Linked DNA regions of Homo sapiens: region 1 is linked to region 2. Evidence: chromatin contacts called from ENCODE Hi-C or POLR2A ChIA-PET data. All regions are on one chromosome and are shown on one strand. Each heading gives the region's core, a stretch centred on a gene start or an enhancer-like site at or near the end of the contact. The rest is flanking DNA. Distances are from core to core; before and after follow the strand shown.

Evidence for each region. Hi-C counts contacts between places; a loop is a spot of excess contacts on that map. ChIA-PET counts read pairs that join two places held with the same protein, here RNA polymerase II (POLR2A). Pooled maps may share reads with other maps.
Region 1: a pooled map shows a loop between it and region 2 (6-fold over the local background). The contact joins two enhancer-like sites. A Hi-C loop is called at or near these places in 2 of 37 single-sample maps with no recorded cell type and 7 of 50 pooled maps. POLR2A ChIA-PET finds 5 or more read pairs at or near these places in 1 of 52 experiments (CD8-positive, alpha-beta T cell).

Annotation. Positions count from the first base shown.
Region 1 is chr9:21,095,140-21,098,083 of GRCh38, forward strand. No RefSeq gene overlaps it. Among named protein-coding and RNA genes, the nearest start is that of IFNB1, 19 kb to the left of the region's middle. RefSeq lists enhancers at 1,184-1,453, 1,351-1,645. Within about 2 kb of position 1,357, at least 10 of the 41 ENCODE cell types and tissues checked have a DNase peak (open chromatin) inside an H3K27ac peak, as active enhancers do.
Region 2 is chr9:20,557,291-20,560,204 of GRCh38, forward strand. The region is part of intron 2 of MLLT3 (MLLT3 super elongation complex subunit); the gene reads right to left. Among named protein-coding and RNA genes, the nearest start is that of MIR4474, 56 kb to the left of the region's middle. Within about 2 kb of position 1,546, at least 5 of the 41 ENCODE cell types and tissues checked have a DNase peak (open chromatin) inside an H3K27ac peak, as active enhancers do.

The DNA of each region.
Region 1 (2,944 bases), core at 107-2,606, 540 kb after region 2:
AGCATAAAAATAGACAGTTTCTCTGGGTCTTTGGATCTTCATTTCTAAAGCCTCTTGTCTCCCATGAAAATTAGTTTAAAAAATTAGTTATGGTTTTCTCTTGTTAATCTTCTTTTATTATAGGGGTATTAACCATGAACCTAGCAATAGGTGAGAAAAGGCACTACTTTTTTTTCCCACACTAATGACAACTTCTGCCTTATGCAAACACAACCAGAGGGTCCTACAGTCTTCACCGCCAGCCACAGTTGGAATGGTCTCATCAATGGATTGATGGCCCAGGGACGCACAAGGGCTGTGCTGAGGCTCAGGAAACAATCCCCCAAAATGACGGCCACAGAAGCAGCCTCAGAAGCAAAACTTTCTCTGACTTTCTCCTGCCCTTCTCTCTGTGGCCCCTTATTCTCTAGAATCTCTCTAGAATCCCTCTTCCCAAGGCAGGCCATAGAAACCAGAATTCCCTTCCCCAAAGCCAGCCATAAAACCTAAACATATTACTTCAACCTCCTCCTTGCCTTTCTGTGTAAAAGCTGACCATAAGGAAATTATGTGACCTGCCTTATCTGATGGTAGAATATAACTCCATTCAGAGAGGGCCCTGCCCCATTCCCAGAGTAAGGAATGTTGCACAAACAAACCCAGAAGAATCTAGACAGACAGGCCTTGCTAGGCTTCCTCACTCAGTCTATTAGCATTAGATCATGCCCTTTTTGTCCAGTCATTTTTCTACATAGCTGTCCAATTCTTCATTAACCTAAGCATAAAAATGGTATCTTTGGGCTTTCATTCTGAAGGCTCCCATGTCACATGAAACTACTATACAATTAATTTGTATGGCTTTTTGCCTATTAATCTGCCTTTTGTCAGATGATTTTTCAGTGAAGCTTCAGAGGTCAAAGGGCTAATTTTCCCCTGGCCCCTACAGCTGCCCACCCAACATTTCTTACCAGGTGCTACCTGGACTCCCTCTGCTAGAAGCTCCACATTGGCCCTATCCAATACAGTCTTCAGTCACCCTCCAGCCTGGGTTTACTTTTCCCTTTGGATACCAGGCATTTCTCTGAGCTGTATGTTATTTAATCCTCACAACCATACTCAGGGGTAAATGCAGCCAGGCCTAGGGTTAAGAAGAGAATACACAGACAACACACTTACAGCAGCTGCTGAATAAGCACCAGCTCCATTCCCTTCACAAACACGTGGACATGTCTATTTTTGGTTTTTCTGTGGGTGCTTCCTATCTTGGAAGCAGTTTCTGGTGCTTCTACAAAGTGAAACCAAAACCCTGTACATCATTAAAACTTACAACCAATTACATTTTTATTTCATCATCAGGGGCTGTACGATGAACCAGGTGGTGCAAAAATAACAATGAGGGTGATGCAACAAGTGAAAAGGAAACTAAATGTGAATTGTCGAATTGGAATTGAAGAATGGAGCGGGTATTCCCCTTTGCCCTGGTGCTTGCCTGAGGCAAGTGCTGCTTATCTTCACAAAGCAGAAGATTCTTCTGGCTGCCTGGAAGATGCCTCTGTTATTTTAGTGAAAACATTTAGCTCCTCGAAAGGTAGAGAGAACCAAGAGGTAAAGTGTGCCATTGTAGACAGCTGGTGTGTGTGCCAGGTAGCAGTGCTTCTGTCTACATCCTGGGATATTTGCTGCGAAATGATTGGCTCAGTCACCAAGTGAATGGCTCTTTCTGCCTCTCCCTTGTGAGTAGTTGAGCTGGCATTAAAAAGTTCCTGGCTAGTTCTTTTGAAATTACCTCACCTTCCTGCAGACCTAGAACATTAGGGAATAATCCTCTAATCAGTTTCAAATAGGAGAGCTCACATGTAAGCAGCCTTATTTAAGTGCCAGGCATCATTCTGAGCATGTTATATAAATTAAACAATTAATCCTCACCACAGTTTTATGAGGTAGGACTGTGGTTATCTTAATTTTACAGATAAGGGAACTGGGCAACGAGAGGTCTGTTTCCTTTCCCCGTTATGACATCCCAAAATAGCATTTTGCTCCTTGAGTTCTAGTAGGAACATTCAAGGCCTGGTTGGCCTTTCCCATCTCTCACTCTGGACCCCTGGAGGGAAGAAAACTTGGTCTTATTCCTAGCTCTCATTTTTCACTTATTTCTTATTTTTAGAAAATGTGCAATTCTGCCAACTCTTTGCTTTAGCTCTTGCTTTCAAATGACTTGCACATCTCTGTCCTTTCTCCCCTTTTCCAAAATTTTCAATGTCATTTGCATCCTTCCATCAGTTCTAAAATGCTAGTTACTTGTGGATGTCTCTCCATTTTACGCCCTGTTCTGAGCCTATGGCTCTTTGCAAATTCAGCACTTGCGGAACACTCATCATTCTGTTCGGTAATCGATGTTTTGTTTTATCCTCTCTTTTCCAGAAGATTCGTGTTTTAAATCTGAACTTTGTCTCCCCAGTCATTAGCACAGTAGCCAATGGTAAAAAGTTAAGTATTGTTTATTGAATAAATATAATGCTGCAATATATGCTTCAATGAGTTTGTGACTGTCAGATATCAAGGAGTTGTCTTGGCAATGTTTGCTGAGGGTTCATTTAATGAATTCTCTTGACAAGAATTTGAGCTCCACCTATCTCATGAGCACATTGATGGGCAATGTGAACAAAGGGAAAATAAAATTCAAAAGAGAATACAATTTATGTTGAAAAGAACATTAAATATTATTTTAGATAAATGTAGCCCCAACACATGTGAGTCTTCTTGCCCCTTCTCTGACTCTCTTGGCATCCAAAAGAAATGCAAATCCATAATCAAAAGTCTTTAAATTTTAATATAGTTCCTCATTAAGGCCCTTGAAGAGACAGCAAAGTGGCAAATTATGTCATAAGTCTATTCAGTAAAACATACTTAGTTCCCGTTTTAACAGGAAATAGAAGCAAATGGAAAACTAACCAATTCATTTTAT
Region 2 (2,914 bases), core at 296-2,795:
TGGTAGCAGGTTACCTGGTTTCAAAATCTGCCTCTACAATTTACTAGTTTAAGCCAATTAATCTCTCTGTGGTCCAATTTCCTCATCTTTAAAATGGGAATTATAATCAACATTACCTGATGGGGGTGTTGTAAACTGAATGAATTAATATAGCTAAAACCTTTAAAGCCCTGCTTGACAGTTTTTGCCACATCATCGTTATTGCCCCCACCAAAATTTCTACTACAGTGACTATCACCACACCTGGTCCAGATTTTTACTGTGTAGACACTAGCCCACATCTTTATAAATTGCTACTTCCTCACCTATTTCAGGGCACTGCTTACTTGCAAGAAACAAACAAGAATATCTATGAACCCCATTAGTCCCTTCCTAGAGAAAGGCACTAGTGAGAATATAATACGGTCCATAAAAACTCTGTGTAAATCAACTGGGGTTAAGGAAGAGAAACACTAGCAAAGGTATTTTAATTAGCGAGTAATTCTACCCTGTTTCAGAAACAGAAAAATCTAGTGGCAAAAAGTACCGGGAGAGGGCAAGTCCTGGGAAGAAACTGCTGGGAGAAGGTCACACTTTCTATTCCCAGGGCTTCATTCATTCCTTATCTTGAATCAAGAGACAATACATGGAAAATAATTAGAGGGGGATAACCTATATTGATAACCAAAGAAAACCAAAAAATAACTGGATAGACGATTGATACAGACATCACTGCCTATTCCTCTCCTCTCCAGTTGTTCAGGCCTACAGTTGGCTGTAGTTCACTTTTTACAGTTGGTTGAAAACAGAAAAAGAGGCTGCAAGAAGGAAGCCAAGGACAGTACTAAACAGCAGCTCTGGAGAACATGGGCTGGCAGGTGTATGAACACAGAACCATTGATTTCAGCGACCACTACAACAACCATCCCCAAAATCATATCTTCAGGAAAGAATGTTTCTTTTTAACAAATGATTTGCCCTAATAAACGCAGCCCCATATTTGGCCTTCAGAAGCAATTATTTTTTGTTTTTGTTTTTGTTTTGGTAGAGACAGGGTTTCACCATGTTGGCCAGGCTGATCTCAAGTGCCTAACCTCAAGTGATCTGCCTGCCTGCCTGCCTCAGCCTCCCAAAGTGCTGTGATTACAGACGTGAGCCACTGCACCCAACCAGGAAGCATCTTTCCAACCCGAACTGCAATATAACTTTTTCATTGCAATAAACCTAAACCTCACTTGTGCCTAAATGCAAGCCAGCATCACATCCTCAGCTGCCAAGTTGAAGAATAGGCTCTTATCAATTCAACAGCACCCAAAAGCATTAAACTCAGCTGAGATATTTGTGTGAAATACAGATTCCTGGACCCCTAGAGAGGCTGACTCAGTCTGGGGTAGAGATCAAGAATCTGCATTTTTAAACAAACCCCCAGGGAATTCTTAAGTACACTGTAGTTTTATGACCACTGCCTGAAGGACATCCCTGGAATATCACTTAGCAAATGCAATTCATACTTACTTTGCCCACTATGAGAAACTGTTGGCATCATTTGCATCAGCAAGCTCTGTTTCCACAAGACTGGGACCATGACTACAAACTGTTTCGGATTTGAAACTTGCCAGCATTACAAACAGAAAGGAAGGGGAGAGCATCTTTCTCATAGCTTAGTCACAGTCCTGGTGAAGGGTCTGAATCACCCTGACGGCTGCTTGTCTTTTTCACTAAAAGGCTGAATGATGAGGGTAGACTGTAGCACAATGGTTGTTTTATCCTGTTCCAGGTCCACCTTTATGGCCCAGGAACCCTGTAGCAGGAAAATGGGGCTTCATGGGATATGGTCTCTCGGGAATCATTCACTGAGCAGTTTTGCTAATTTGTTTTTACTAAAAATAATTTTATATAAAAGTAAAGTTATACTTTATAATACGATTCCATTTTAAAATACTGATATAAGTATTTTGGAATATTTGTGTTCCTAAAGAGAGCAAAGGATACTCCTTTGCAAAACATATGTATGAGTACTTTTAAAAGCTGAGACACTTTTAACTTTTGCTATTAAAAGGAAACATAAAATAAACAAAGCTTTTGTTAACTGGTTAAAGTAAGTGGTGTTCAAGTTGCCATTCCAGTTTCCAAGCTGTTTTTGTGAAAGCAGAGGGGTGGGGGCATTTTACACCAGTGCAAAGGGTAAGAATAGCACTCCGGAAGAATAAAACTTCTCTTTATTTTGGCACTCCACATTAACTTATCTGATAAGTTGCTGAGTTTATTATATGGGGATATTTATTTCAAAGCCAATGCCTTTTGCAGGGGTAGGCAGAGGCATGGTGACCAATTTTACTATGGCAGAGCCTTTGGCCAAATCACTTCACCCCTTTGAAATGCATCACATGGCATCCTTTAATTTGAGTGCCTCCTCCACCTGAGTCATGTAGGATAAATTACTCTGTGCTGTCAAATGTTGTGTACCTGTTATCACCACTGCCTGAGAGAGCATAAAATACATATTTTATGGAATAGTCACTCCTGAATGTTCAATATGCACAACATAGTTTTGGTAAAAAGAAAGACTGACTTTCTGACAAATACAAGGATTTTGTAGCAGCAAGAGTACTAACACAGAAGCAAGTGACTATGTTCTTAACCCTACGTAAACACAAACCAGACTAGTCATTTTACTTTGGGCAACACCAGATACATTCTCTGTGCCACTGGTTTCTTCAGATATAAAATAAGGGAGACTTGGATAACATGATTCCTAAAAGCTCACACTATAAACCTGTACTTTTCAAGCAGTCTCAGGTGTTGTTTTCTGTACCAACAAAAATGAAACATATTGTGAAGTTGACATAGAAATTCATTACTGTCTGCTTATTCCTGCTGAGGGTTCTGGAATTATAAGCCTGGGAAATAGCAAAATAATAGCTGCCATGCATAA